4 separate regions of the Homo sapiens genome follow, and regions 2, 3 and 4 are each linked to region 1. Evidence: chromatin contacts called from ENCODE Hi-C or POLR2A ChIA-PET data. All regions are on one chromosome and are shown on one strand. Each heading gives the region's core, a stretch centred on a gene start or an enhancer-like site at or near the end of the contact. The rest is flanking DNA. Distances are from core to core; before and after follow the strand shown. Region 1 holds the start of CAPRIN1 (cell cycle associated protein 1). Region 2 overlaps ABTB2 (ankyrin repeat and BTB domain containing 2). Region 3 overlaps ABTB2 (ankyrin repeat and BTB domain containing 2). Region 4 overlaps ABTB2 (ankyrin repeat and BTB domain containing 2).

The links. A loop is a pair of places that touch in the nucleus more often than their neighbours do. ChIA-PET counts read pairs that join two places held with the same protein, here RNA polymerase II (POLR2A). Pooled maps may share reads with other maps.
Region 2: a loop to region 1 is called in a map of ascending aorta, with 5 times the contacts of the local background. The contact joins the enhancer-like site here to the promoter of CAPRIN1 in region 1. A Hi-C loop is called at or near these places in 2 of 168 maps with a recorded cell type or tissue (ascending aorta and ovary) and 5 of 50 pooled maps.
Region 3: a loop to region 1 is called in a map of B cell, with 20 times the contacts of the local background. The contact joins the enhancer-like site here to the promoter of CAPRIN1 in region 1. A Hi-C loop is called at or near these places in 4 of 168 maps with a recorded cell type or tissue (B cell, CD8-positive, alpha-beta T cell and naive thymus-derived CD4-positive, alpha-beta T cell), 16 of 37 single-sample maps with no recorded cell type and 12 of 50 pooled maps. POLR2A ChIA-PET finds 5 or more read pairs at or near these places in 4 of 52 experiments (Panc1, activated CD4-positive, alpha-beta memory T cell, activated T-cell and 1 more).
Region 4: a map of naive thymus-derived CD4-positive, alpha-beta T cell shows a loop between it and region 1 (4-fold over the local background). The contact joins the enhancer-like site here to the promoter of CAPRIN1 in region 1. A Hi-C loop is called at or near these places in 2 of 168 maps with a recorded cell type or tissue (CD8-positive, alpha-beta T cell and naive thymus-derived CD4-positive, alpha-beta T cell), 23 of 37 single-sample maps with no recorded cell type and 13 of 50 pooled maps. POLR2A ChIA-PET finds 5 or more read pairs at or near these places in 6 of 52 experiments (GM12878, WTC11, activated B cell and 3 more).

The regions. Positions count from the first base shown.
Region 1 is chr11:34,047,290-34,054,771 of GRCh38, forward strand. CAPRIN1 (cell cycle associated protein 1) reads left to right here and starts at 4,442. Exons shown (of 19, transcript NM_005898.5): 1 at 4,442-4,582; 2 at 5,132-5,347. The coding sequence starts at 5,132. LOC101929918 (a long non-coding RNA gene) reads right to left here and starts at 6,038. Exons shown (of 3, transcript XR_931177.3): 1 at 5,030-6,038; 2 at 3,382-3,744. RefSeq lists silencers at 4,097-4,296, 4,156-4,705, 4,746-5,045 and enhancers at 5,656-5,725, 5,796-5,865, 5,936-6,005, 6,036-6,315.
Region 2 is chr11:34,271,116-34,278,597 of GRCh38, forward strand. All of the region lies in intron 1 of ABTB2 (ankyrin repeat and BTB domain containing 2), which reads right to left. Among named protein-coding and RNA genes, the nearest start is that of ABTB2, 83 kb to the right of the region's middle. Within about 2 kb of position 3,761, at least 18 of the 41 ENCODE cell types and tissues checked have a DNase peak (open chromatin) inside an H3K27ac peak, as active enhancers do; they include ascending aorta and ovary, where a contact is called at or near this core.
Region 3 is chr11:34,246,317-34,253,798 of GRCh38, forward strand. The region is part of intron 1 of ABTB2 (ankyrin repeat and BTB domain containing 2); the gene reads right to left. Among named protein-coding and RNA genes, the nearest start is that of ABTB2, 110 kb to the right of the region's middle. RefSeq lists a silencer at 4,866-5,160. Within about 2 kb of position 4,860, at least 13 of the 41 ENCODE cell types and tissues checked have a DNase peak (open chromatin) inside an H3K27ac peak, as active enhancers do; they include B cell, where a contact is called at or near this core.
Region 4 is chr11:34,230,248-34,237,729 of GRCh38, forward strand. The region is part of intron 1 of ABTB2 (ankyrin repeat and BTB domain containing 2); the gene reads right to left. Among named protein-coding and RNA genes, the nearest start is that of ABTB2, 120 kb to the right of the region's middle. RefSeq lists enhancers at 3,754-4,278, 3,955-4,284. Within about 2 kb of position 3,949, at least 13 of the 41 ENCODE cell types and tissues checked have a DNase peak (open chromatin) inside an H3K27ac peak, as active enhancers do; they include GM12878, where a contact is called at or near this core.

The DNA of each region.
Region 1 (7,482 bases), core at 3,192-5,691:
TTGGTGCTTAGGAGACCTTTAAATCAAGTGTCCCCGAGGGACAAAATCACCACAGGTTGGGAACCACTGAAATAGAAACATGATGTTAAGACAACATACAATTCATATAAGTAACTATATGAAAGATTTTAGTACCTGTGGCCAAGGTGTTTTTGCTTTTAAAACATTTTTATTTTTAGGCTGGGCGCAGTGGCTCAGGCCTGTAATCCCAGCTCTTTGGGAGGCCAAGGCAGGTGGGTTGCCTGAACTCAGGAATTTGAGGCCAGCCTGGCCAACATGGTGAAATCCTGTCTCTACCAAAAATACAAAAATTAGTCGGGCATGATGGCATGCACCTGTAATCCCAGCTACTCGGGAGGCTGAGGCAGGAGAACCACTTGAACCCAGGAGGTAGAGATTGCAATGAGCTGAGATCTTGCCACTGCACTCCAGCCTGGGCGACAGAATGATACTCCATCTCAAAAAAATAAATAAATAAAATAAAATAAAAATAAAATTTTTATTTTTTAGATGCTGGGTTTTACTCTGTTGTCCACGCTGGAGTGTAGTGACATGATATTGCATCCTCGAACTACTGGGCTCAACTAATGCTCTCATTTCAGCCTCCCGAGTAGCTGGGATTTCAAGCACATACCACTGTGTTTACTTTTACATTGAGTAAAGTGTGTAGCTTCTAAGAGTGTTCAATAACAAACAACAGTATTTCGTGAAATCTGAAATAACTATTCTGAACATATTGTACCTCTACAAAACATGAAGTCCTGTTTCTAAGCATAATATTACACGCAAGAAAAGGTGGACATAGGAAAATATAAGCGGAAAAGGATGTTATCTCAGCTGATGACCAAAATGTAAGAATTCAGAGACAGTATGGACCAATAGTAATAATAATATTAAAACCGTACTGATATGTTAATACAGTAGGCAATACTTAGTGACAAAATAGTTGTGCCAGGCATGCTATTGCTTATGAGGATCCAGAGATGGAAAAACAAAACGACTGCTCTTTTTCTTTGAAAAGCTTAGAGTTTAGTGGTGGTTCATGGACACATAGACAATCATTGATTGAATTACAATAAAAAAGACTGTACTGGAAAAATTATGATAGAAATGTCTACTCCTGACTTGTAGTAAAATGATGGAAAAACAAATTTAAGAAACTTTAAGAGCCTTAGCTATGTGAACAGTGTAGTTCACACTTTGGTCAGGTTTCTGTCAACCTGAAACAAAGAGGCAGTTCATATAATTCAGATGAAGATTCCTCTCTTTTGCTACAAATAAGCATTAGCTTATTGGGTGACTCAAGTTCAAGCAGTTGAATTATTTTGCTAAAATGATCAGGATAAATAGTTTAATTATTCACTTTGTGGAAACTTCAAAGTGCTGTGGTCTAATGAATTGAACAAGCAAATGTCAGCTTGAAAGATTTGTTATTGAAATATATTATTTTGCATATTGTTGTATTTGCTTTATGTTAATATATTTAATATTGGCATATATTAAAGTATACCAAGGTTTTTAAATTTATAAACCATTTATAAACATATTCTGCTCCTCCAGTGTGTTTTCTGGGAACCCTTTATTTCTTCAATGATGCAATGACTGCAAGTTACTGCATAGCTCTGTACTAGAAAAAAGGGTTTAAAAAATGAGTATTTAAAATTCACATAAACATAGCTTCAGTCAAGTAGGAAATACACAAATTTGAATGACTGAGACCTTGGCATTGATCTGGGCAGGAAGTGAGCTTTAGGACACAGCTTTGCCTTAAATTTATTGGTCTTTCTGGACTTGCTGACCTGAACAGACAAACGCAGAATGTCAGAACACCAATGAAATGGGATTGGGATGATATAGGAAGTGAAAGCGTGACAGCTTCATATATTCACCAAATATTTCTGGCTCATCTGCTTCCTACCCGGCATCTGATAGAATACCATCTCTTGACTCCCTTATAGTTGGATAGGGTCATGTGACTCTTTTTGGCCAATGAATTTAAGCAGATGTGATGCATATCTACTTGTCTAAAGCATTTAATTGACTGAGATATTCCTGAGTTCTCTTGTGGTACAGTGATCAGCAACACTTGAGATATGGCATCAGCATGAATCTACTGAGTGACTACTACGAACAGGGCCCTCTGTTGAACTGTGATGGATGTGTACCATTTGCAGTTGTTTTTTGTTTTTTGAGACAGTCTCACTCTGTTGCTTAGGCTGGAATGCAGTGGCACAATCTTGGCTCACTGCAGCCTCTGCCTCCCGGGTTCTCGTGCCTCAACCTCCTGAGCAGCTGTAATTACAGGCATGCGCCACCACACCCAGCAAATTTTTTTGTATTTTTAGTAGAGACAGGATTTGCCATATTGGCCAGGCTGGTCTCGAACTCCTGACCTCAAGTGATCTGCCAGCCTTGGCTTCCCAAAGTGTTGGAATTACAGGCATGAGCCCCTTCACCTGGCCCCTTTGTAGTTTTAAACCAGGGATTGGCAAACACTTTTTTTGTAAAAGAAGAGATAGTATTCTAGGTTTTGCACACCCTACTGTCTGTTGCACACCCAAGTACTCAACTCTGCTGTGCTATGGCAGAGAGGCAGTCATAGAATGGATGTGCATAGATGGATTGGATGTCTCCCAATAAAACTTTAGACATTGGTCAATTCCGAGGAACAAAACAGTGATTTCTGAAACTTTAATGTACACACAAATCTCCTGAAGATCTTGTTAAAATGTAGATTCAGTTAAGTCTGCTATGCAGTCCAAGATAGTAGTGATAGTGGTAGTGAGAGAGGTTGGGCTGAATAAACTTTGAGTTGCAAGGAGCTAAAGGATTATCATCTCCGTTTCTAGCCTCTAGGCCTGGCATAATTGCTCAGCGTAGTGCTAAGGATGGTTTAGGTGACTAAATTTTGAAACTATGACTCCCCATCTAATGCAGCAAAAGCCAAAGTCCTTACCGTGGTCTTTCAGGCCCTACAAGACCAGCCCCCTTTAATATGTTTGACCTCATCTCCTACTCTCTGCTCTTGCCACTATGGTTTCCGTGCTGTTCCTTGAACCCAAAAAGCACACTCCGTCTCAGATCTTAGTACTTGGTGTTTCCTCTACCTGGAAAATTCCTCCTCCAAGGTAGCTGCTTAGCCTTCTTCCTCACTTCCTTCAGTACTAGCTCAAATGTCAGTAAGGCTTTCCCTGACCACCGTTTTTTCTTTTCTCTACCATTTCACTATCTGACATGTATTTACTTGTCTTCCCCTTACTTAGATTGTAAGCTCCATGTAAATATGTTTTGTTCATAATCCCTAGCACTTAAGAGTTCCCAGCACACAGTAAGGTGCTTAATAAATATTTGAATGAATATATAACAGACTTTGCAGCTAACCAGGATATCTTGAGGTCGGAGGCTGCTGTTGTTTCTCCAGGCTCCCTCAGGATGCACTGTTGCCAGTCAGCGTTACTCATTTTATTCCCTAGGGAACAGTGGGTTTGGTAGAACTCTCTTCTAAATCTCTTTTTCATAGAATTTAAATTATAAATTGGTCATTTACTGTTGTCACACAATATTGCGTTGCTGAATTTTCCACTGATTATATTCATTTTATTTCCTCCCAGAACTTGGTTTCTTGTTTTTCTGCTCACTGTCCACACCCACTCCACCCCAAGGCTGGAATAATTCTCTTGGAGCAAAAAAATCATCTTTTTCTTTGTATTTCATTGAACGTTCTCTTTACAGTGTTAGGTAAACCTAAAAAAAAAGGAAACAAAAGTCTAATAATTCGTAATACTCAGGCCTACTGGATGTATAACATCATAGGGTAGCTGAAGACTCTTTGTGAGGCCAGAGCTTTAGGATTTAAAAAGCCACCAACCATGACCGTGTCCGACACGTTCTACAGAGAACTCCTAGGTTACTGGGTGATTGTTTGGTGGGGAAGCGGCGAGTTGTCTTTTTTTCAAAAGACGTTTTGGGGTATGGAGTTTGCTCGCTCTGCATACAGAAGGAATTCTAGAAGCTGGGATCGCACCACCCACCCCACGCACCCCTTACTTGCAGAAACCTTTGCCCCCCAACCCCCACCCCCACCCCAAATAAGGGCTCTTCAAGGGGCAGTTGCCAGCTCCAGAGCCAGCTGCTTGACACCTATTGTCCCCGTTTGGGCGTCAAACGATTTCGCCTGAAGGACCCTAGCGTCGATTGCTCTCAAAACTCAAGGGGCCTTTCCTTCGGCCTTGCCGGGGCCATCCCCACCTGCGTCCAGGAGGCGCCCCACAGCGCCGGGGCCGGGGGACGGCGGAGAAGCTAGCGGGCGGCCTCTTCCGGGCAGGCGTTCGCGCCGGGCAGCCCGAGCGGCCGCGAAGGCCCCCGCTCTCCGCTTCTCCCGCCCCTCGCGACCCAGAGGGCTGCTGGCTGGCTAAGTCCCTCCCGCTCCCGGCTCTCGCCTCACTAGGAGCGGCTCTCGGTGCAGCGGGACAGGGCGAAGCGGCCTGCGCCCACGGAGCGCGCGACACTGCCCGGAAGGGACCACCACCCTTGCCCCCTCAGCTGCCCACTCGTGATTTCCAGCGGCCTCCGCGCGCGCACGGTGAGCGCCACCCGGGACCGAGCCGCTGCAGGGGAAGAGGGCCGCTGCGCCCGGGTGTCCTTTATCTCCGGACCCGCTGGAGCTTCCGAGGGGCTTGCCCCCAAGTCCCCCCACCCCACCCCGGTCATTTCCCATGCCCTTCTCTGCCCCCAAGCCCCGACCTCTCTCTTTCCTCCCTTCTCCGGAAGCCGGCAAAAGCCGGCCCTCCCCGGTAGGGACCGTTGCAGTGGCCGTTGGCGGCCGGCGCGGCGATGCCCCGCCTCCGGCGCGAGCCTCGGAGCCCCCGGGCTGGTAGGCCGAGCCGGCGGCTCCGCGGGGGAGGGGCGGGTCGGGGGGCGGTGCGAGGCCCAGCCGGGCGCCCCGCTGGCGGGTCGCGCGCGCGCCCGCGCACTCTTCCTGCCCTCGAGGCGCGCCGCGCCCCCTCCCCCACCCGCTCGCGTAGGCTACCGCTCGCTGCGCGTTTTGTCCCGCGTCTCGCCCCGTCCGTCTCCTGACTGGCCGCTCTTGTCCTTCCTCCCGCTTTTTCTTCTCTCTCCTTGCGGTCTGAAGATGCCCTCGGCCACCAGCCACAGCGGGAGCGGCAGCAAGTCGTCCGGACCGCCACCGCCGTCGGGTTCCTCCGGGAGTGAGGCGGCCGCGGGAGCCGGGGCCGCCGCGCCGGCTTCTCAGCACCCCGCAACCGGCACCGGCGCTGTCCAGACCGAGGCCATGAAGCAGATTCTCGGGGTGATCGACAAGAAACTTCGGAACCTGGAGAAGAAAAAGGTGCCAGGAGTTGGCGGGGAAGGGAGGGGTGGCTGCGGCCGGGCTCTGCGGCCCCTCCGACCCTGGTCGCTGGAGCCTTCGCTTCTTTTCGTCTCGGGAGCGTTACTAGGTCCCCTCCTCCCACCCCCTGGCCCACACGCCCCGTCTCCACGTTCAGCGGGAGCTTCGTGCCCAGAAAACGGGCTCTTGGAAGAGGCACTTGTCACCTGACTCGGACGCGGCACTGTACCCCAGGCCTCTTTATTACTCTTCCGCTGTGGGTCCGGCTTTTTGGCCTTTAGGAGTGGGACATGTGAGGGTGGGGGCCTGTCGTCAGGACTTCACTGTATGGTGCCCTTCTTTCCGTCTCTGAGGCCCGATTTCTCTGACGAGGGCCCAAAATGAAGAGGTCCCTGCGCGGGGGGCTCCGGGTTCAACCGACCGCCTCGTGGAGTTGGGGCGGCCTGCGTCCTGCAGCCTTGGGGTCTGTCCGCTCGGTTACCATGCACTCGAGACCTGTCGAGCGTCCCCTCTTCTTCCGTAGGAGAGAAGTGTGTTTAGAATCTTAAGGTAGAACTGCCTTTCCGGCAGGCCCATTTTGAATGGGTCTTCGATTTGCTACCCCCGCGCCCATGCGATGGGCTCCCCTGCGTTTCCCTCTTTGTTTCAATTGTTTAGGTGTCCCCCCGAGCCTCAGGCTCAGCTCAATCGCGAGATGATTTTCTGCAGCGACTTTTTGTTCCTAGGGGACTGTGAAGGGGCGGGGGACTGCCACGATTTAGATTCGTTGGGGGCTGGGTCCTGGGGAGACTGGAGAGGATGGCTGGGACTCGGGGCACATGGAGAGAGCGTCTAACATGGCGGCGGCTGCGGGGAGAGGGAAGCGCTTTACTGGAGCTGCATTGTGAGCACAAAGCGAAAGCAGAGGGGGAGGGCAGAGACCAGGCAGCCGCCCCGACTGGCCTCCTTAGGCCCCCCTCTAAAAAAAAAAAAAATCGAGCCACACCCACGATTTTTTGGATTCAATATTTAGTCCTTGTAGATCAAACTACTGAGGTATATCTTCATCTGCAAGTCAGCCTTTTGTTTTATGCTTTCATCGCAGGACAGTGTAAACTCTTGTTTAGAGGGGCGTGTGTATGTATGTAGAGAAAAGGTCTGGGCAGAGTGAATAATTAAAATGAGTAAGATCAGAGGTGGAAGGGGAGAAACAAATTAGTCGTTTGTAAAAACGAGGTAATTACGTCTGTGACTATCATGTTAACTTGAATTTTACCTTATAAAGTAAAATGAAGCCTTGATAACTTCTACTTGTCTGCCTCTAGGAAAACATATTTATAACATCTTGAATTTCCAGGAAATCATTTTGCAGTGTTTATGTGGCCAGACACCTAATAGTGTTACTTGAGGTGCTGATATAGTAACTGGCTAAAACTTGGGCTGTGGGAAATAAGTTGAAGAAAACTGGTGATGTTTAGGTCTTATTAATTTTACTTATATATTTTACATTTTGGGAGAGTTTTAAAACATTTAGATTTGATACTTCCCTGTTTCATCTTCGGTATTGAAGGTTGGAAGTTTTACTTGAATTTCATGGACTTGGGATTTCTTTTTTTTCCCAATCCTTTATTTTGATAAATGTATGTTTTATTATAGGTAATTGGAATAGTAAATGTAGTTACATCAAGAAAGTAACAAAAGTATTTTAAGTGTAAGGTAGCTACATTCAAATGTTGAATGGAATAAGCATGCCCAAGGCCAGTATCTTCTGAGTCTGACACATGATTTAGTTTACCCTGTTGGGTATCTTCTTAAATTTTTTTTTTTTTGAGACGGAGTTTCGATCTTTTTGCCCAGGCTGGAGTACAATGGCGCGATCTCAGCTCACTGCAACCTCCACCTCCCGGGTTCAAGCGATTCTCCTCCCTCAGCCTCCCAAGTAGCTGGGAGTACAGGTGCCTGCCACCACGCCCAGCTAATTTTTTGTATTTTTAGTAGAGACAGGGTTTCACCCTGTTGGCCAGGATTGTCTCGATCTCTTGACCTCCTGATCCGCCCGCCTTGGTCTTCCAAAGTGCTGTTACAGGAGTGAGCCCCTGTGCCCGGCCTCTTTTTAAAATTTTAATGCAGTAAGCAAGCCTGCTGATCTGGCTGCT
Region 2 (7,482 bases), core at 2,511-5,010, 220 kb after region 1:
AGCTCGGCTTTTAGAAGTAGATGATGAACACTGAATTATTCAAGACAGGTCCAGCCCAGGGCAGAAATAGAAAATAAGTCCTTGCCATGTCCTGATTCAGACTAAATTGAACTTGATGACACCCTTTCACAAGACACCTTTGATGGAAATGAAGATAATAATCACTGATGCCATCCAACATGGTGATTGATAATGCTCCCTCTTTCAAACCCTCACTGTGTCCTTGAGTCCCAGGAAGGTGCCTGGCTTGGGTCCAACCATCCAGACTCTGGCTCCAGGGGAGGGAGCTCTGAGGTAGGAGGGTACTTCCTCTGGGTTCATATGCTAAATACATACAACTAGGCCAGGAGTGGTGGCTCATGCCTGTAATCCCAGCACTTTGGAAGGCCAAGATGGGAGGATTGCTTGAGCTCAGGAGTTTGAGACTACCCTGGGCAACACAGGGAGACTCCACCTCTACAAAAAATAATTAGCTGGGTATGGTGGCACACACCTGTGGTCCCAGCTTCTTGGGAGGCTGAGGTAGGAGGATTGCTTGGGCCCAGAAGGTTGAGGCTGAATGAGCTGTGATTGTGCCACTGCACTCCAGCTTAGGCGACAGAGTGAGACCCTATCTCAAATACATACATACATACATACATACATACATACATACATACATACATACAACTTGCCTTTGGAACCATGGAAGTCACTGTTCCCCAACTATATGCTCCTTGATGGTGGAAACATGTTGTACTTGTCCTTATATCCCTAGCATCCTGTGAGCCAAACCAGCAGAGGCTTGGACTGGCTAATGCTAGACTGTGTATGGCACCTAGCAGGGCTCTGTGCTTGCCAAGCAAACACATGGAAATCAACATTTACAGAACATCCATATACCAGGTGCTTTTTCTGATTTGATGTTTATAATAAATCTAGGTGGGTACTACCCAGTGGTCATACTACTTCTTATTGATGGTATCCAACTTATTAACCTTGCCAACCCTCAGTTTCCTCATCTGTAACTAAAGATAATGATAGTACCCACATCTTATTGGGTTGCTGTTAGGAGTAAATAAAATAATAAATGTTAAATGTTTATCACAGTGCTTGGCATACAATAAGAATTCAATACACTGTTGATTGTGGTTTGCTTTTGTTCTGACCTCTTATTTGGAAATAATTATAGAGTCACAGGAAGCTGCAAAAAAAAAAAAAAAAAAAGAATACAGAAAGGTCCTGTGTATTCTTTGCTCACTTTCCCCAGATGGTTAAATCTCACACAATTAGAGTATAATAGCAAAACTAAAAAACCATACACATTGGCAGGCCAAGCGTGGTGGCTCACGCCTGTGATCCCAGCACTTTGGGAGGCCAAGGCAGGTGGATCACGAGGTCAGGAGATTGAGACCATCCTGGCTAACACAGTGAAACCCCGTCTCTACTAAAAATACAAAAAACTAGCCAGATGTGGTGGCGGGCACCTGTAGTCCCAGCTACTCGGGAGGCTGAGGCAGGAGAATGGCGTGAACCTGGGAGGCGGAGCTTGCAGTGAGCCAAGACCACACCACTGCACTCCAGCCTGGGCGACAGAGTAAGACTCCGTCTCAAAAAAAAAAAAAAAAAAAAAAAAACCAACCAACCATACACACTGGAATAATGTTGTGTATGTATAGTTTGATATCATTTTATCGTATATATGGTTTATTTCTATAACAACTTGATAACTATCATGAGACGCAGTTCAGAGCTGTGGTTAAGTGTACAGCCTCTAATTCCAGACTGTCTGAGTTCTAAAGTTGGCATGGCCACTACTAGCTGTGTGACCTTAAGCAAATTACATAACTGCTCTGTGCCCTAGTCCCCTAATCTGTAAAAGGGAAACAACAATAATAGCGTTTCTTAAAGGCTAGGAAGATTAAATAACTTAATATATATAAAGTACTTAAACCGTCCTGACATTTAGCAAACATTCCATGATTTTTAGCTTTTTTTAAATTAAAAAAATTTTTTTAAATTTTTTGTTATAATTATGTTTACTATTTTTACTATTCCTGGGTCCCAGAAAGGGAGGGGAGTGAGGAAAATCTTGGCCTGACTTCCGCCACAGGGCTCAGGCCTTCTTTTCCTTTGGTTAATGGTTGTGATGCTTTATGGAAGTGAGCCAAGGATACACCAGGGGTCTACTTTTGTTGCTTTGTTTTGGAATAAACCCATGTTACAATTTTGAGAGAAAACTCCAGGCTGTCCAGGCCTGCTCTTGCAAGGCCCGGGGTCTCTCTGTTGGGGAACCTCGACCGACTCCAGGTTTGCTGCTTCAGAGAGTAAGCTGGCAGGGGATGCAGAAGGGATACAGTGGGCTGGTTCTACTCACTTCTCCACTGGACGAAGCCAGCATTTGACCCCAGACAACAGCATCCCCAGGCATTCTGTCTTCTGCTTAAAGACTCCTCCTCCATCTGAACTGTGGCCCCTTGATGGGCTTCATGGCTGAGTAACACTGGCAGACCTCCGAGGAGAGGGATGGAACAGGGCCTGATCTGACAACAGCCTCCCAGAGAGAAGTGACGGTGGCTACACAGTCTGGCTTCAAGGTCAAAGTTCCTAAAACCTTGCATCCCTTTATGCACTAGTACTGGGGCAACGATCTAGAAAAGTGAAAGGAACTCAGACACCTTTGACTGCATCATGGGCATCACTCTAAAGCAGGCTGGAGGGAAGGAATAACAATAATTATAACAAGTGAGACCCTGCCTCAAAAATAATGATATTTGGCCGGGCGCGGTGGCTCACGCCTGTAATCCCAGCACTTTGGGAGGCCGAGGCGGGTGGATCATGAGGTCAGGAGATCGAGACCATCCTGGCTAACAAGGTGAAACCCCGTCTCTACTAAAAATACAAAAAATTAGCCGGGCACGGTGGCGGGCGCCTGTAGTCCCAGCTACTCGGGAGGCTGAGGCAGGAGAATGGCGTGAACCCGGGAAGCGGAGCTTGCAGTGAGCCGAGATTGCGCCACTGCAGTCCGCAGTCCGGCCTGGGCGACAGAGCGAGACTCCGTCTCAAAAAAAAAAAAAAAAAAAAAAAAAAAAAAGATATTTAACTATGATAACAGCTACCAGTTACTAAGGACTTACTTTGCGTGGAAGTGCACTCGAGTCTTAGACTAATTCATGATGTGGCACTATCACCCTTTCTTACAATAAGTAAAAGAACAGAAGATGACAGAAGCCAAGGTCACAGCTAGTAAGCCACAGAGCCAGGATTCAAACCCAGGCTGACGGGCCTCCATTTTGGAGCTCTAAACCACCAGGCTGCACTCCATCACCAGAGACTGCAGTTCCTCTCACCTGGACTCTCAGTTTGCCCTTTATTAATACTATGATTCTTTCAGTTGTCTTATTTCTGGTTATAGCCGTTTTAATATGATCTTTGCATCCCTGCGTTAAGTAGTGGATTGGAATATACACACACACACACACACACGCGTGTGTGTGTATGTATATATTTTTTTCTTTTTTTTAAAGGCACACCTCAGCTGGATAACATTAAAAAAGAAAAGAAAAATACAGGTCATTTTTTCTTGGCCAAGAAGATATCATTGTGTCTAGGTGGGAGGTATGAGGTCAGACCAATGGTTCTGCAGAACCCTGTTTCAGACCTGGGATCCCATTAGGCATGCAGGTCAGCCACACAGTCTTGGCCGAGTGCAGTATTGCGCAAACGTGCCTTGAGTTTCCAATCTGGAAACATTTCCTGCTTTTCCACTTCCAGCCAGCTCTCATCCTCAGGCAGAGGTTGCCAGCCATTCCAGACTAAGCGGGGGTGATGACGTCAGTGGAGAGAACCGGACCAGCAGCCTGGATGCTCCGACTCCCGCCTGGGGCCTGAATCCTGGCCTCTGAAGGATGTTTCTGAGGTGGTAGTGACTCACCTGGGCTCCAGGCTGGCAAAGCTGCCTCGAGAGTCCTCATTCAGCTCCCTGCATCTTGACTATTTCTGAGGTAAACTGTGGGGACCTAAGCCCACACCACATTGAATCCCTTCCCCAAACCCAACAGGAAACATCAGATTCCATCATTTGTAATCTATCTGGCTTGGATCCATGACAGCATTCCTTACGCAAGCCCTGACTCCAACAGGGCTGAAGCCTGCAGGCCGAGGCTGTGCTGGGGAGTCTGAGTTACAGGCACCATTCTCCTCCCCTCCTGGAATGAGCCCTATTAATAATGGCTGAAGAAAAGCAGGTAAATGCCCCTCCTACCCCAGGGAAAAACATCCAGCCCTGCTGTAGAAGCCACACACACTTGACTTTCTCCAGAGATGTTTAGGGCAGGGGAAATGGGGGACCATGGCATGTCACATGCCTCCCCTGAATACAGGGCTCTCTTTTTTTTTTGTATCCTGCCTTAAGAGGGGGCTAAAGTAGCAAGCTGACCCTTGATATCCTGCCTAGAAATATCCACAGATGACACTGGTACCAACTGCAACCACGGTTTTTATGAGCACCCTAATCCACTACAAGTCACCTCCACTCAATGTGGATCCCGACTCCGTGCTTCCCTCGAGATCATTTTCCACCTGCTTTCACTAGCTGGTCTGACCAGTTTCCCTGGGCTACCAGGTCTAGTTAAGGGTGGTTGTTAATTATGCACAGAACACTAAGGAATAATAATACACTCTGCCAATCTTTCATGTCAAGAACACCAAAATTTTTGACTCAGAACTCCCTATGAGATAAAGCACTTATACCATTCTCATTGGGTCAGCTGGACACAGTCCTGTGATCCCACAGGTGGAAGAGGTCATGGCCCGAGAAGACAGCTGTCGTCCTGGAAGTCACACAACAGGGCCATTGCTAGACGGTAGAGAGGCTCCAATCAAGGCCACTGTCAAATACCTGAACAGAAACCTTTTCACATTTAATCCACCTACTCATTGAGCTCTCAGAAAATAGAAATGGCATTTGGGTATTACCAGTGTGGGAGGGCTTTGAATTGACAACTCAGGGGTCACAGTCTTTGTTTCTTAGGGGGGACTTCTAATGATATGCTCAAATAGAAAAAATTCAACATCAGAGAGCCATGTCACAAATCCTGGTTCACCAGTGCTGCTTGTTTGGTTAAAAAAAAAAAAAAAAGTTCTGATTCGATGTGACTAATAAGTCCCAAGACCACACTGTTGAAGGGTCCTAACCAATTTAAAAGTTTTAAAAAGCACTCAAAATAGATTGCCTTCCTTCTCCTCAAAACTTAATCAGTTATTCTTGGCTACAAATAAAACCAATACTGGTACTTACTTGAAGCTATACTTCATAATCCAGTTACTACTCTTAAGGGAAAATATTAATTCCTAAAATCCTACTTGGCTGTATATACCATGTGGAAAAAATATAGGGCCACAGAATTCTTCCCCACACACAGTCCCCACCCAGCCTGGCTCTCCCCCATCCGGGCCTGCCATTTCATCTCTGCTTTATTGGCATGCACATCTGGATTACATAAATTTCAAGTATGGGTTTCAATATTAGTACTGCTTAGGGTTACAATACTTGACAAATCTCAAATGCCAGGACGTCAAATCAAATTAGCTTGACCAGTCACAGAAGACAAGGGGAGAGAGGGATGGACGACTGGAGCACTACAACAATAAACAAGGTGCGCTGCTGATCCACTGTTCCTTGTTTAGCTGGCATGGAGGCTTCAGACGTGACCTAATAACCTCTCAGATCCAGGAGAATGCGAACCTGCAGGTCCATGTCTCCATCCCTTAGCAGAACAGTAGGTGCCCACTTGGCTGAGAAGTACGTGTGTATGTACGTATTTGAGATGGAGTCTTGCTCTCTCACCCAGGTTGGAGTGCAATGGTGTGATCCCAGCTTACTGCAATCTCCACCTCCCAGGTTCAAGTGATTCTCCTGCCTCAGCCTTCTGAGTAGCTGGGATTACAGGGACCTGCCACCCCACACAGCTAATTTTTGTATTTTTTGTAGAAACAGGGTTTCACCATGTTGGCCAGGCTGGTCTCGAACTCCTGACCTCAGGTGACCTACCCGACTCAGCCTCTCAAAGTGCTGGGATTACAGGCGTAAGCCACCGTGCCCAGCCAGAAGTATGTATTTAAAAGTTCAAATGAAACCATTTGGATGCAACCCCAGTTAATCTAGGGTCTCATAAAGAACATCTTTGAAATTTCAAATTTTACCTTTGTTACTCAAGTTCAGGTCTTAGCCCGTGGAGGTAGCTTTTGGCATGTCATGACCCTGGTATTTCAAGAGGGTGGTGGATTGGTAAGTCATGCAATTCTTCATGATAAAATCTAGGAGTGAGTGGCTACAAAAGAAGTTATCAAATACTTTTCATTTCATTTCCTAAATGTCTTATTTAAAAAAAAAAACAAACAGATTTGGCTGGGTACGGTGGCTCATGCCTGTAATCCTAGCACTTTGGGAGGCCAAGGTGGGTGGATCACTTGAGGTCAGGAGTTCCAGACCAGCCTGGCCAATATGGTGAACCCCATCTCTACAAAAATCAAAAATTAGCCAGGTGTGGTGGTCACACCTGTAATCCCAGCTACTCAGGAGGCTGAGGCAGGAGAATCGCTTGAACCCAGGAGGCAGAGCTTATAATGAGCACTGCACTCCAGCCTGGGTGACAGAGCAAGACTCTGTCTCAAAAACAAAATGAAACAAAACAACAGATTCTCTTTTTTTTTTTTTTTTTTTTTTGAGATGGAGTCGTGCTCTTGTTGCCCAGCCTGGAGTACAATGGCACAGCCTCAGCTCACTGCAACCTCCACTTCCCGGGTTCAAGCGATTGTCCTGCCTCAGCCTCCCAAGTAGCTGGGATTACAGGTGCCTGCCATCACACCTGGCTAATTTTTGTATTTTTAGTAGAGACAGGGTTTCGCTGTGTTGGCCAGGCTGGTCTCAAACTCCTGACCTTGTGATCTGCCCGCCTCGCCCTGCCAAAGTGCTGGGATTACAGGCGTGAGCCACTGCGCCTGGCTCAGATTCTCCTTTCTTAATATTCACATATCACTTGTTATAAACTTTTGCAATCTACAGAAGGAGCAGGATATAATACAAAAAAACTAAAAAAAAAAGTTAAAAAAATAAAAATAAACTTTGGGGATAATTAGATAATCTAGAATTTCTTCAGTGTTTTTCCTAGCTGCTGGGGATGTTAAAGGGAAAAAGATGCTCATGGAAATTTGATTTGGGTGCTGCTGGACTGAACAAGGTTAAGTTTGTTTCCTTACTGCAGGACTTCTCAGGGCCTTGAATATGCAAATTGCATATTATAAAATGCAAAGAAGGAAAGACAGTGCATTGCATTTTCTAAATATATTTGGCCATGGAACCTTTTCCTGTGCTACATTTTCATAGTATTCTGAGAACCACTTTGGGGATTAGTTGACCCTAAGTCCTCTGGTTAATCATTATCACCCTAATCCCTGATAGAGAAACTAAGGCTATACAATGTGCTGGCCTCCATTTTGATG
Region 3 (7,482 bases), core at 3,610-6,109, 200 kb after region 1:
TTGGGCTGGGTGTGGTGGCTCACGCCTGTAATCCCAGCACTTTGGGAGGCCGAGGCAGGTGGATCATCTGAGGTTGGGAGTTCGAGACCAGCCTGACCAACATGGAGAAACTCTGTCTTTACTAAAAATACAAAATTAGCTGGGCGTAATGGTGCATGCCTGTAATCCCAGCTACTTGGGAGGCTTAGGCAGGAGAATCGCTTGAACCCAGGAGGTGGAGGTTGCAGTGAGCCGAGATCGCACCATTGCACTCCAGCCTGGGCAATAAGAGTGAAACTCCATCTCAAAAAAAAAAAAAAAAAAAAAAAAAAGACAAATCTTGTCTCCCTGGACCTTTTTCTTGATATCTGTACTCTTCGCCATTTCAACTTGCTTTGAACCCTACCACAACAGAAAACCTCACATACTTCTTTAGGTGGTTTTTTCCAAAGTTCATACCTACACAAATGAGTTTCTTTGTATTGAGCCTCAGAATGCTCAACAAATCACTTTTTGCCAGAAGTTCCATTTCTTTTCTTTTTTTCTTTTTTCTTTTTTTTTTTTTTTTTGAGACAGAGTTTAACTCTTATCACCCAGGCTGGAGTACAATGGCATGATCTCGGCTCACCGCAACCTCTGTCTTCCGGGTTCAAGCAATTCTCCTGCCTCAGCCTCCCAAGTAGCTGGGATTACAGGCATGCACCAACATGCCCGGCTAATTTTGTATTTTTAGTAGAGACGGGGTTTCTCCATGTTGGTCAGGCTGGTCTTGAACTCCCAACCTCAGGTGATCCGCCCACCTCAGCCTCCCAAAGTGCTGGGATTACAGACGTGAGCCACTGCACCTGGCCCCCAGAAGTTCCATTTCTTAAGCTGGGCCAAGGCCTCTGGTGTGCAGCTGTCTTGGCCTGTTGGCTGGTGGAGCCACCGCTACAGGTTCCTCAGCTTAGTTCTCATGCCAGCACCACCCCCTCCCAAAGCTGCGAAGGAGGAATGCTGGAGACAGCTGGTCCCTGACTTATGATGTTTGACTTTACAGTGGTGGGAAAGCCATACACATTCAGTAGCAGCAGTACTTCAAGTACCCACACCACCATTCTGTGTTTCACTTTCAGTAATCAATAAGTTACATGAGATATTCAACACTTTATTATAACATAGGTTTTGGGTTAGATGATCTTGTCCAATTGTAGGCTAATGTAAGTGTTCTGAGCATGTTTAAGGTAAGCTAGGCTAAGCTATGACGTTCAGTAGGTTAGGTGTATTAAGTGCATTTTGATTTATATTTTCAATTTACAATGGGCTTATCTGGACATAACCCCATCTTAAGTCAAGGAGCATCTGTACATGTATTGAGGAGTCAAGGCCCAGCCAGGGCCAAAATGCAGGCCAAGAAATCTTAGCAAACCAATGACACCACCAATTATAGCAATAGCTGATACAGATTGTGCATTGACTACAAATCAGATACTCTGCTAAGCACTTCACATGTACCATTTCATTTAAACCTCCTATGAGAAAACATTTAAACAACTCTATGAGAAAAGTAATTATCGGCACCATTTTGTACATGAGGAAATCGGTTCAGAGGCATAAAGGAGAAAGACACATATCTGTTGGGCATTTATGTCTTAACTCGAGGAAGAAGGCATGTATATGCTGTGTATTACACAAGCACAGGGAGAAAGAATAGCTACACCTGGTGGGCAAGGTCCTTGCTCAGCTTATGGATCCACTGTGGGAAAACCCAAAGGGAACACCAGGTAGCAATCATTCAATTTACTTATCTATAATTTTTCTTAAAAAAAAAAAAAAAAAAAAAAAAAACAGGGTCTTGCCCTGTCACCCAGGCTGGAGTGCAATGGCACAATCATAGCTCACTGCAGCCTTTGGGCTCAAGTGATCCTCCCACCTTAGCCTCTCCAGTAGCTAGGGGAGGCTTGCACCATCATGCCCAGCACATTTTTAATTTTTTTGTAGAGGGTGGGGGATCTCATTTGTAGCCCAGGCTGGTCTCAAGCTCCTGGCCTCAAGTGATCCTCCCATCTCAGCCTCCAAAAGTGCTAGGTATGAGCCACTGTACCTGGCCTCTGTTCATTTTTTAAAGGGTTAACTACCAGTTTCCTATTAAACAAACAAACAAACAAACAAAAAAAACCCTTCCTTACTACCTTTAATTATGACTTCATTTCCATTCTACATTCCTAGAAACCAGGAAGGCTATTACTGAAAGTAGGAATTTAAAAAGCAGAAAGTAAAGTGGATTACAGCCTGATCCATTTCAGGGGTGATTCTGCCTTCAGAGGAAAACCAAAGGTACTGTTTGGGCCTTTGATGTGGTCATAACACCCTCCCCTCAGCTTCCTTAAGAACGTAAAACAAGTTAATTAGTTCACAAGTGTGGTTTTCATAAGTGAACACAAACATACAACTTTTCAAAGCAGGACACATTGAGGTTGTGGGTATTTCAACTGCCAAATCTATGGGAGCAGTCACAATCTGATGTCTAGTAAATACAGGAAAACTATCACACACTGCATAAAGGCATACCACAGCCGGGCGCGGTGGCTCACGCCTGTAATCCCAGCACTTTGGGAGGCCAAGGCGGGCCGATCACCTGAGGTAGGGAATGCAAGACCAGCCTGACCAAAATGGAGAAACCCTGTTTCTACTAAAAATACAAAATTAGCCGGGCGTGGTGGCACATGCTGTAATCCCAGCTACTCAGGAGGCTGAGGCAAGAGATTCGCTTGAACCAGGGAGGCAGAGGTTGCAGTGAGCCGGGATCGTGCCATTGCACTCTAGCCTGGGCAACAAGAGCGAAACTCTGTCTCAAACAAACAAACAAAATGAAAGACACTCGCAACATGAATTTGCAAGTGGTCATGACTTGCACCCTCGTGAATGCGCAGCCTTGAGGGGAGCTGGGGTCAATGGGACCACCACTGAATCAATGACTGAAGCTCATGCCTTTAAGGACAAGCTTCAGAATCTGGCCCTGAACTGCAACTGTGGTCAGTGTAGGACGATATATGTATTAATGAAAAAGTTGGCAAGAAGTGGTGAAATAATAGCTTCACATAAAAATATCCAGAGCTGGCTGCAGGTTCTACAAAAGCAACAGCCGTAAAGTAGCTTTGACAAGAATATCCCCACCAAGGCTTCTCAAATAGTAGAAAGCACTTGGGGAATATCCTCTAGTACAATAGGGCCTAGAATGTTTACAAGAGGGCAGGCCTCCTGGCAGGTCATTTCATGACCTTCCAGAAAGGGGGAGGTCATTTGAGCTTGACCCCACTACCCCACTTGAACATCTAACTCGGAGCTTTGTCCCAGTTAAGTAAATATATGAAATGTCTTTTCTTTGTTGTTAGAGTCTTGCTCTGTTGCCGAGGCTGGAGTGCCGTGGTGTAATCACAGCTTACTGCAGCCTTGAACTCCTGGGTTCAAGTGATCCTCCTGCCACAGCTTCTGAGTGGCTGGGACTACAGATGTGCCACCATGCCTAGCTAAGTAAATATTTCTTCAGCATCCATCACTCTATAACATCAGGAGGGCTGAAGAAGCCCAGTTCACAGTCCTGTTCTCACAAAGCTTGTGGCCTGGCTGTGAAATGAGACCTTGCTGGTATAGAGTGGTCTACATGGCTCTGGCAGAATAACCCCAATGGTGCTCAGTGACTATAAAAGCATCCCTGGGGATCTGGTGACACCTTGAGCTGGTCCTGGAAGATAGAGCTGGGAAACTCAGGCAAAGATTGATAGGAGTTGGGATTCTAGGGAGGAGCCAAGGCAGAAAAGCACAAGCTGCCTTGGAACTGAAAGAACAGGGGTCTTGGAGAGCTGGGTGTTCTAAGAGCACAGAGGAGGGAAGGCTGGCAAGGTAGATGGAGGCTGAGGGTATCTAGGCATTAAGGACCTTGTATCTTCTGGCAATAAGTAGACATTGAAGGTTTCAGTGCAAGAGCAGGGGCAAATGAAGACTCCCCAGTTCTTCTTAAGGGGCCATAAGAGTCCTCTAGTACAACCAGACTGCAATCTGTAGGGCCAGGGAATCATCCCCAGCACCCATGAAGATGTCTGGCATGTAGTGCATATGCAATAAATACTTGCTCAACAAAGTGACGATAAATGTGAATCTTGAAATCTCTTCCTTCCTTGCCCAAATAGCTTAGTTTCTCATGGGAGAAAACAAGTGGAATTTATTGACATCAAATGGCAGGGTTGTGGCCAACTGCAACAATTTTTCAAACAAACCCTAGGATAAGCTTTCTGCAGAAACAGAGATAAAACTTCATCCTGAAAGAGGAGCGATGCATGTGGAAAGTGAACAGACATGGCAGAAAGACGCTTCATCATTCTAGTCTCCAGAGCAATTCCTCCCAATCCTCAGAAGCCTTCACTAAGTTTCCCTCCCTGAGAGAGAGAGCACCAACCCCAAACTTCTTTCTGCGGCTACAAATGCTCTGCTCCCTCTAATAAAGCTAAAGTTGCCATTACTGAGATCCTACCAGGTGTGTAAGGCACTTTGCAAATTACCTTCTGCCTATTTAATCCTCAGAATAACTAGGGGGGTAGAAACCATCATTGCCATTTTACATATGAGAAAACCGAGGTTCAGAGAGGTTAAGTAACTTGCCCAAGGAAGCACAGCTAGTTAAAGGCAAAGCAAGACTCACATCCAGGTCTGTCTGCCATCAAACATGTGTTTTTACCCCTATATTTACTCCTCCTTCTGATCTCTCAGGCTACACCCATGGAGTTGGCAGGTAGAAGCTGGTGGGCTAAGAGATAAATCTTCTACCCTGGCTTCTTAATAGGGGCTGGCCTGGCTGTTGTAAAGGGGAAGTAGGAGGAGCCTCTCAGAGGCAAGGAGAATGGCTCCTCCCATATTCTGTGACAACCAACACCAAAATAGAGCGGGTGAGGCTGCCCATGGGCGTGGGCTCTGCACCCTGATTTCAGAGGGCATCACTCAGCTGTGAATCATGCCTTAGTGACAGGCAAGGAGCCTGCTCAGACAGCGCTGACACTGATTCTGCTCTGGCTGAGTGACAGCCCCAGGGGAAGAGGCGGGGCTCATCTCCAAAGGGGGACCACACAGAGAAATACAGCCAGAAACACAGCTCCCGACACTGTCTCAGGCACCAGTGAAATGCTAGGGTGGCTGGCTCTGTTAAAGGGACCCTGTCCTCCTCCTTCCCCTGGGCCAACTGTTGACCGGTGTCCATGCCATGCCCAGCAGGATGTCAGCTATGCTGGGGGAAGCCGCGCACTCTCTGAGCTATAAGAGAGTACATGGAGGGTTCTTTACTTTCTCTCATTATCTGACGTGCATTTGTGTAAGACTCCTGAACTTTTTTTTATTTGCTGGGACCAGGTGCAATGCAAAAAGGTGAGTATGTTCTTCAAGTCAGAGCACTACACAGATATAAGGAATTACAGTAAAGAAAGTTAAAATGGAGTGGAGGACACAACTGTTCCTCAGGAAACAACTAAAGCAGAATGTGAGGCTATCTACAGAGACATGAGGAGTGATTCACCGCAGACTAAAAAAACAGGAGCTTGAACGATAGAAAAAGATCCAAATCATTCCTGGTATTGTTTTCCTCTTGTGCTCACTGGAAATCTGCAGCCAGTGGAGGAGACTTTCCTCACCCAGTCCCATCCTGGGAGTCACAGTGTTTAGGGCACTCAGGGATCTAAGCTGCCAAAGTCAGCCCCACCCCACTCCCATCCCCTCCACCCAGGGGCTTGCAATCCCAGGGAAGAGGAGAGTTTCATGAAAGCTGCAAAACTCACAGCAAGGCCCGGATGGTGGTTCGGAGTTCATGCTCCAGGGGTTCATGAGGCTGAGCTGAAAGGAAGTCACCTGACACAGCATGAGCCCCCACACCAGAGCTGGCCAGAGCCCCACGACTCCATGCCTGGGAAAGCCGTGGCAGGAGTGACAGCGAGGAGGCCAGATGCACGAGCCTCTTCCTGAACCATCGCATCTCCCCACTTCCTATCAGCCTTTTCTTTGGACTGGCCCCATCTCTTCCCTGGCTTGGGGCTGACTTCCCTTTAGGAATAGGTGTCTTTGGAGCATCCAGGCAGCTGATAATGACCACTGCTTAACCAGCCCTCCTCAGTCACAGGGGGAGAGTGCCATCTGGACATCATGACCTCCCCACCACCGCTGGGCATGACCCTAAGAGAAAGACTAGATTCCTAACCTGTGCTAGGGCATCTCCTGTGCCACTCCCCCAACCCTCCAACCTGCCTGAAAGAGAGGAGAGCAGGGAGAGAGAATGGGGGGAAGGGTGGGGCCAGGAGGGGGATTGGGAGACAGCCTCCTGGTCCTGGTCCAGCACCTTCCTGAGGCTTAGAAGCTCTCCTGCCCTGGGGCTCCCCTACTTCAAATAATCCTCTCCTGTCTTATTTTCCACCTTCTACTCAAACATGTTTTTATAACGTGCAACCACCAGAGACCTCCCTAACCTAGTACCAGGGCCAACTGGACTCCCAGCTGGGCCAGAGGAGGCTGGGGGACCTCCTGGGAGCTTGGACACCTGGGCCTCTCCTGCCCAACCCAGGTGGCTGTCACCTGGCCTGCACATGGCTCAGGGCCCGATTCCACCCCTCCACCCCCAGGAGGAAGAGCTGCTTTGGCAGCTGCCCTTGGTGGAGAAACCTACGTGTGCTAGCCCCTAGGTCCCCTCTTCTGTTTTCCAGCAAATCCCCATCTCCACCTGGGAAAGGCTCAGTCCAAGTGATCTCCTCAATGCTCCTCCCAGAGGATGGCAAGGCTGCTCTATGCCACACCAGAAGCCCCAGCTCCTCCAGGTGGAAAGCACAGGAGAGTCTGGGAGAATCTCCACCCCCTTCTCCCATCTCACACCCGTCCCTGGGTCACTTGCCATCTCCACAGGCCCAGAGGCCTCACCTGGGCCAGAAGACACACTAGAGGCCTGGGATTCTTCTCTCTTCTTCCTTCAGAGTGACAGGGAGCACTGTTCATGTCGGCAACTCCTGTGGCCCCTGCCCTGTTGCAGACAGACCTGCACAGCTCTGAGAAGCCAGCCCCACTCATTAAATTAATTAAATTCCTGCTTTCAAGGCTGGGCACAGTGGCTCATGCCTGTAATCCCAGCACTTTGGGAGGCCAAAGCGGGCAGATCACAAGATCAGGAGTTCAAGACCAGCCTGGCCAGCATAGTGAAACCTCATCTTTACTAAAAATACAAAAATTAGCCAGGCATGGTGGCACACTCTTGTAATCCCAGCTACTCGGGAGGCTGAGGCAGGAGAATCCCTTGACCCCGGGAGGCGGAGGTTGCAGTGAGCAGAGAACGTGCCACTGCACTCCAGTCTGCGCAATAGAGCGAGATTCCGTCTCAAAAAAAAAAAAAAAATTTTTTTTTCAGGGGAACCTACCAGGGAGCCACAGAGGAAGCAAAATGTCTGTAGTTATTGCTGCTTTTTCCTGCCTGGGCACAGTGTCCTCTCCTCCTTCATTACC
Region 4 (7,482 bases), core at 2,699-5,198, 180 kb after region 1:
ATCCACATCTCTATCAAAGGGGGAGTGTTGCATTTTGAAGCTAAGAAGTTCCCAAACCACGTTAAGTGGCAGTCAGCTCAGTGAGGGAGAATTTGAGGGTTGTACCTGGGTTTGAATGAGGGGTTAGTCACTTACCCAGACAAGTCCTCAGCCTTTCTGCAGTAAGACGGGGCCAACAATACCTAAAATAACTTTCGGGGAGCCCTGAGGGTTGAGTGAGAACCTAGGGCAGTGCCTGGAACACAGGATGGACTCAAAAATGGTACCTGGAACAAGGACATGGACGGGGAAGGCTCTGGTAAGTTGACGATGGGGAGAGTTGCCCCCTTACAGTCCCTAAATGCTGATGGCCCCTTCCTAAAGCATCTGTGGTCATTTATTTGACTGTTTATAATACCCTCCCACCAGACAGATGCCACAGGACCTTCCATGGTGTCTGCCTGAAGTTGTTGATATGACAAGAGGCTTACAGTGCCTCTTCCAGTCCTTTTCCTCTTATTTCCATCATGAAATCTCAGTATGATCTGCAAATTCTTTACCTAGTTTCCGAAAACCTTCTTTCAAAAGGAATGTCCCAGACACTCCAGTAGCAAGGAGTATATCCAGTGCCCAGATTCTGGTTTCTCTTTTTCTTTTTCTTTTTTGTAGAGACAGGGTCTTACTTTGTTGCCTATGCTGGTCTTGAACTCCTGGCTTCAGGCAATCCTCCCGCCTTGGCCTCCCAAAGTGCTGGGGTTACAGGCATGAGCCACCGCACACAGCAGATCCTAGATTCTAATAGCATTCTTCAATAAAAGGAACCAGAGCTCCTTCGAGAAATTGACTGATTTTAGGAACAGGGCATGGAAAACAGAAAATGAGCTTGGAGCATCTTGTGGTACCAGAAAGTAAGAGTGCTCAAAGAATCCTAAAATGATGAGATGGGAGCCAACCGAAAGCGCTCTCAACGGGCAAAGCCGGAACAATTTGCATAACAAAATAAATAACACAATATTGCATAATGACCCAAAGTATAAAATAAATACCCATATATGCATGCTTACTGATTGAAAAAATAACTAGGGGAGAATAAACCAATCAATCTTCCAATTAATCTATGCATTAATAGATACCACCCTCCCCCAGGAGGTAGAGCATAACTTCCCATCCCTTAGCTATGGAATGCACACAGTGACTTCACTCTAAAGACTACAGAGTGGACGTGGCCTGAGGGGCGGGAGTGGGGAATAATACTTGACAGTAGAGAAACCAGACAAACATTATCGGGTGGTCAAGGTTAACATCATCAGTGACAAGTCATGTTGATAGTGTGTATTCTTCTTATTCTTGTTTTTTTCTCCTGAGACGAAGTTTCACTCAGTCGCCCAGGCTGGAGTGCAATGGCGCAATCTCAGTTCACTGCAAACTCCGCCTCCTGGGTTCAAGCGATTCTCCTGCCTCAGCCTCCCAAGTAGCTGGGATTACAGGCGCATGCCACCATGCCCAGCTAATTTTTTGTATTTTTAGTAGAGATGGGGTGAGCCCCGCACCCGGCCGATAGTGTGTATTCTTGATATGATGAGTATGACACTTTACCTCTGTGGACTTCCCCGCAAAAAACCCTATAACCCCACACTAGTCATGAGAAAAACTTTAGACTGAAAGATATTCTGTAAAATATCTGATCAGCTCTCCTCTAAACTGTCAAGCTCACCAAGAACAAAGAAAGTCTTGTCACAGCCAAGAAGAATCTAAGGACATATAACAACTAAATATGGCATGGGTTCCTGAGACAGAAAAAGGACATTAGGTAAAAACTAAGGAAATCCTAAAGAAGTATGAACTTTAGTTAATAATGTTAATAGGGGAAACGGTGTGGGGTATCTGGAAACTTTCTGTAATACTCTTGCGACTTTCATGTAAATCTAAAATTGTTCTTATGCTGGGAGTGGTGGCTCATGCCTGTAATCCCAGCACTTGGGGAGGCCTAGGTGGGTGGATCATTTGAGGTCAGGAGTTCAAGACCAGCCTGGCCAACATGGTGAAACCCCATCTCTACTAAAAATACAAAAAATTAGCAGGGCATAGTGGTGCACGCCTGTAGCGCCAGCTACTTGGGAGGCAGAGGCATGAGAAGCACTTGAACCTGGGAAGCGGAGGCTGCAGTGAGCTGAGATCGCGCCACTGCACTCCAGCCTGGGCAATAGAGGGAGACTCTGTCTCAAAAAAAAAAAAAAAAATTGTTCTTAAATGAGACATTTAAATCCTAGAGAAAAGGAATATCCCAGAAGCACCATCACGAGGCCTAACCTAATCCCCAGCAAGGGACCTCTCGAGACCTTCTGAAGCCCCACCACAATCTGTAGCCTTCTCTCACAGACCACTTAGTATCTACTCATTTACATATCCATTTGTTTGCAAAGTATTTATCGAGCCCTTGGCCTTGGGTGCAGGGTGGTGGTTGGTCAGGGGGCATGGTGGCTCCCACTTGTAATCTCAGAACTTTGGGAGACCAAGGTGGGAGGATCACTGAGACCAGTTTGGGCAACATAGTGGGACTCTGTCTCTTAAAAAAAAATACATAATAATAAATAAAATTAGCCAGGCGTAATGGTCCCAGCTTCTTGGGAAGCTGAGGTGGGAGGATCTCTTGAGCCTGTGAGGTCAGGGCTGCAGTGAGCCATAATCACACCACTGCACTCCAGCCTGGGTGACAGAAGGAGACTCTGTCTCAAAAAACCCCCTAACCTCCCCCCAAAACCCCAAATGCCCCGCAAAACATATACTACCCCCTCCATCATGCTGGGAGCCACTGAAGGGAGACACCCTGTCATAGTGGTTTGGTCCTCCAGTGGCTAGGGAGGTAGCTGTTTGCTAAGTGAATGTTAAGTCCATCCCAGTCGCTTCCTGCTAACAGTCCACCACGGGAAGTTAGGCATTTAATAATGAGGACACAATTAGGACACCTGGGCTTGGTGCATGAGGATTTTTCTTTTTATTTTTTTGAAGACAAAGCAAAACAAAAAAACAACCCTTTCTTTTTGAGACAGGGTCTTGCTCTATTACCCAGGCAGAAGGGAAATGGCATGATCATGGCTCACTGCAGCTTTTTTTTTTTTTGAGACAGAGCCTCCTTGTTGCCCAGGCTGAAGTGCAGTGGTGTGACCTTGGCTCACTGCAGCCTCCGCCTCCCAGGTCACTGCAGCGTTAAACTCCTGGGCTCAAGCAATCCTCCTGCCTCAGCCTCCCAATTAGCTGGGACCACAGGGGTACACCACCACACCCAGCTAAGTTTCTAAAAATGTTTTGTAGAGACAAGGTCTCACCATGTTGCTCAGGCTGGTCTTGAAATCCTGGGCTCAAGCAATCTGCCTTGGCCTTGCAAAGTGCTGGGATTATAGGCATGAACCACTGTACCTGGCCCACCTTTTTTTTTTTTATTATAAAGGTAATTATGATTATTTTTTAAAAATCAGAAAGGAATAATGAATAAAGTTTCTTTTAATACTACCTCCCAGAGATAACTATTATTAATATATTATAATTTTTCTTCAAATAGGCTTTTAGTACAAATAGTACATGTACAAATACATGTACTAACCTATCAATTTTTTAAAATCACAAACCGAATTTGAGAAACAGGAACATAATGAAATTATTTTTCACCTAATGCTGAATCCTGTATTTTGTGGACATCTTTTCAGGTCAGTGTGTTTGGATATATATTTCTTTTTAAGACCTACACAGTTTCCAGGGTCATCGCTCCCTCAAATTTGAATTGTCAGCTTGATCCCTCTCAGAAGACTAGAGAAACCATACATCCCAGGGCACCTGAAGCAGGGCCAAGCTGGGCTGCAGGTATTTTCCACAGTGCTCTGGCAAGGCCTTCTCCGTGGCTCAGTTAGGGGGTTTCCCTTCTCCCCTCCCCTCCCCTGTTGGGGTGGGGGCAAGGGTAAGAGCGTCTCCCTGGAGGAGGTGCCTAAAGCAGGCTGTGAGTCACTCAGATGAGCTTCCGGGTGAAGTCATGCTGAGAAGCTATTTGCAGACACCTTACTCAAGGAGGCCTAAGGAAAGCATGGGGGGATGCCATCTCAAGCGAGAAATGGAGAACTTTTAGATTCTCCCCTCCCTGGCCTTTCTAGAGCAGAGGCTGTAACCGGAATATCAGAGACACAGTAAATTACCTGGGATTTCCCCATCAGGGAGATTCCTGGGTTACTCTCACTGATAACAAGACTAACTACTCACACCCAGGGTCCCAGGGTGAGGCTGGGCAAGGGAGGCACCAGGGCTGGTTCCACTGCTCAGAGGAGAAATGCAATTCTCTCCTGTGCCTCAAAGTCCAGCATTGTGAGAACACCTCGGATGCCAGCTCTGGCTCCGCCTCTCACAAAACCTAGGTAAAGTGCTTTGTGCGGAATCTTTTCCTTATGAAAAGGCAGGGCTACCAGGCAGTGCCAAGCCCTGGGACAGTCAGGTAACTAATTGCCTATTGCGACTCCCAGCTTACAGGGTAATGCTACCTGCTCCTGCTTAACCTCAGAGACTGGGAATCCCAGTTCTGCCACAGAAGAGGGCCCTTTTAGTTTCCCTGAAGCACTTATACAGAGATTATTGTGTTTATTTTATTTATTTATTTATTTATTTTTGAGACAGAGTCTCGCTCCTTCGCCCAGGCTGGAGTGCAGTGGCGCTATCTTGGCTCACTGCAAGCTCTGCCTCCTGGGTTCACGCCATTCTCCTGCCTCAGCCTCCCAAGTAGCTAGGACTATAGGCGCCCGCCACGGCGCCTGGCTAATTTTTTTTTTGTATTTTTAGTAGAGATGGGGTTTCACCGTGTTAGCCAGGATGGTCTCGATCTCCTGACCTTGTGATCCGCCTGCCTTAGCCACCCAAAGTGCTGGGATTACAGGCGTGAGCCACCGTGCCCGGCCGAGATTATTGTGTTTATTAATTTGCTTACTTGCTCAGTATCTGGTGCCCCTACTCCCTCTAAAATGCAAGCTCTGCATAGCAGGGATTGCCTGAAAAATGTCAGCCACATAGATGCTCAAGACATTTCTAGAAAAGAAATGAATGCCATCAGCCAAATATCTGACCATGACCCGGGGTAAGTACTTAACCTCTAGACCTCAGTTTCTTCATCTGTAAAGCGGATATGGTTTCTTCTCTGTAGTGGTTATGAACATATCGCATAAAGCACTAAACCCAATGCCTGACACATAGCAAGAGTTCAATAAAAGGGCTCTCTCTGTTATCCTCAGAGATGACAAGGATCTTGAACCCCACAATAAACTGCTACATCTCCAATACTGAATGAATTAGCCTCTGTTCAATAAGCCCCACAGGAAGGGGAGCGGGGGAGGTCAAAAGGAATTGGTGCCTGTGATCCCACCTTCCTAAGAGGATTTGCCTATCAGAGCCATCCAGGACCTGATTGGGGATCTCCTTCTGGCTTTTAAGCCACAAGCCATGAATACTGCTGACACCACTCCTATGAAGTAGCAACAAGTGATCCATCGCTAATTGCACTTTGCAGAGCTTTTTCTGATCCATGCTAGAGGCATTAATTAGCTGCAGGAGGTCAGCGCTAGCTAAGTGAACACTCTTTGTGCCCCAGGTAAGGAGACCAAGCTGAGAAGGCAGAGCAGAGCCTGTTCCTCCTTGAAACAAACTTTCAGGCAGCAAAGCCCTAAACAGAGACAGCTGTGTGGTCTGGGCAAGCACAGCGCCTAGCTTCCCTGCTGCCCACACTCAGAAGCAGGCTGAGCGCCAGACGGGGAGAGATGCTGCTGGGTTCTGGGGTGGACAGACATCGTGGACATCGGGTGCAGGCTGGTGGGTACACCCCTGCAAGGAAGAGAAGGGTAAAGGCCAGGTGGGAAGTCCGTGGATATTCTTGTTGGCAGAGGGAGATTAAAAATAGAAAAAAGAGACAGGGCTGGAGAAAGAGGAGGGGAGAAAAAGTATTAAAATAGAGTTTTTTCCCTGGAAAGAAGAGGTCATTTGGAACAGTCACTTCATATGAAAGGTAAAAAAATGTGTTTTGAAATAGCTGAGAAAATATGGAAATTTTCTTCTTCCTTTGCTCTTGTTGTAGAAGGGTAGAGAATTCACACTTGTCTTCTACCTCCAGAAGGCACAGGGCAGAAAACACAGGACTCTCTTTAATGTGCCTTTTAAGACAAAAAATTCTTTCTAATTTGGGGTGGGTCACTCGACAGGTTTCAGAGAGGTTATTTCTAGGGCTGGAGAAGGACTCTGTGCCGCCAGTTTTCCCTAACAGCAGCATTTTAAGCAGCAGATTTTAGGTAGCTTGAAGCCAGAGGACCCCATTCTCTTTTGATGCCTCCCCGGCACCCCCTCCCCTCAATCCACTGATTTACTCCGGGAGGCCTCAGGGCCCAAGGCCAGGCCTTGATCTCCTGGGGAAGCAGAAGTGATTGAGATGCCGATACATCAGGCCTGTTAGCCAGGCCAGGAGGGAGACAGGAGGATAAAGAGACAAAGAACCGAGGAGGGTAGATAAACGAAATCGCATCAGCCGCAAAGCTGCTCGCTCCTAGATAGATTAGCACCTTCCTCTGCCCTAATCATTCCAGACAGCCTCTGCAGCTTGGGTGTGCCCAGCCATCTGGGAACCCTCAGGGATTCGGACTCTATTTTGGCAGCTATTATCTGTGGGGGAAATAATTCTCTCCTTGGTGAACCTCAAGTTTATGAGAAAGTTGAATGTATGCAAAAAGACAAAATCATTTAAACTGTACAAGGGAAGCAAGCTGTTTAGAAGTATTTTATGGAGTCGTGGCCAAGAGTAGGGGCTTTGGGGACAGAATATGTACCTCTGGATCATCTTGGACAAGTTACCGAACCCCTCTGTGTGTGTTGAGGTTTTCTCATCTGTAAAATGGAGCCCACAGTACCCACCTCTATCAGGTTGTTATGAAGATTAAATATGCAATAGATACACAGTAAACATTCCATACTGGGGGCTTTCATGCTTTCATACTGATTACCACGGCTGTGTCCTCGTGATTTTCCTGGATATTCTTTTTTTTTTTTTTTTTTTTTTTAGACCGAGTCTCGCTCTATTGCCCAGGCTGGGCAGTGGCGCCATCTCAGCTCACTGCAACCTCCACCTCCCAGGTTCAAGTGATTCTCCTGCCTCAGCCTCCCAAAGTGCTCGGATTTCAGGCGTGAGCCACTGCGCCTGGCCTTTCCTGGATATTCTGATTTCAAATTGTTTTCCTGTTATCTCCATAAATGAATTTGCCAGATTTATGATTATGATCAGAATATGGTCTTCTTAAAGGGTAGTCTCATTTTCTGAATCATTATTTGTATAAATCTGGACATTTCCCAGTTCAGGCTGGCTTCAGTAAGAACCCACTAAAGGCCAGGCTCACTTCTGTAATCCCAGCACTTTGGGAGGCCAAGGTGGGCAGATCACCTGAGGTCTGGAGTTTGAGACCAGCCTGACATGGTGAAACCCCATCTCTACTA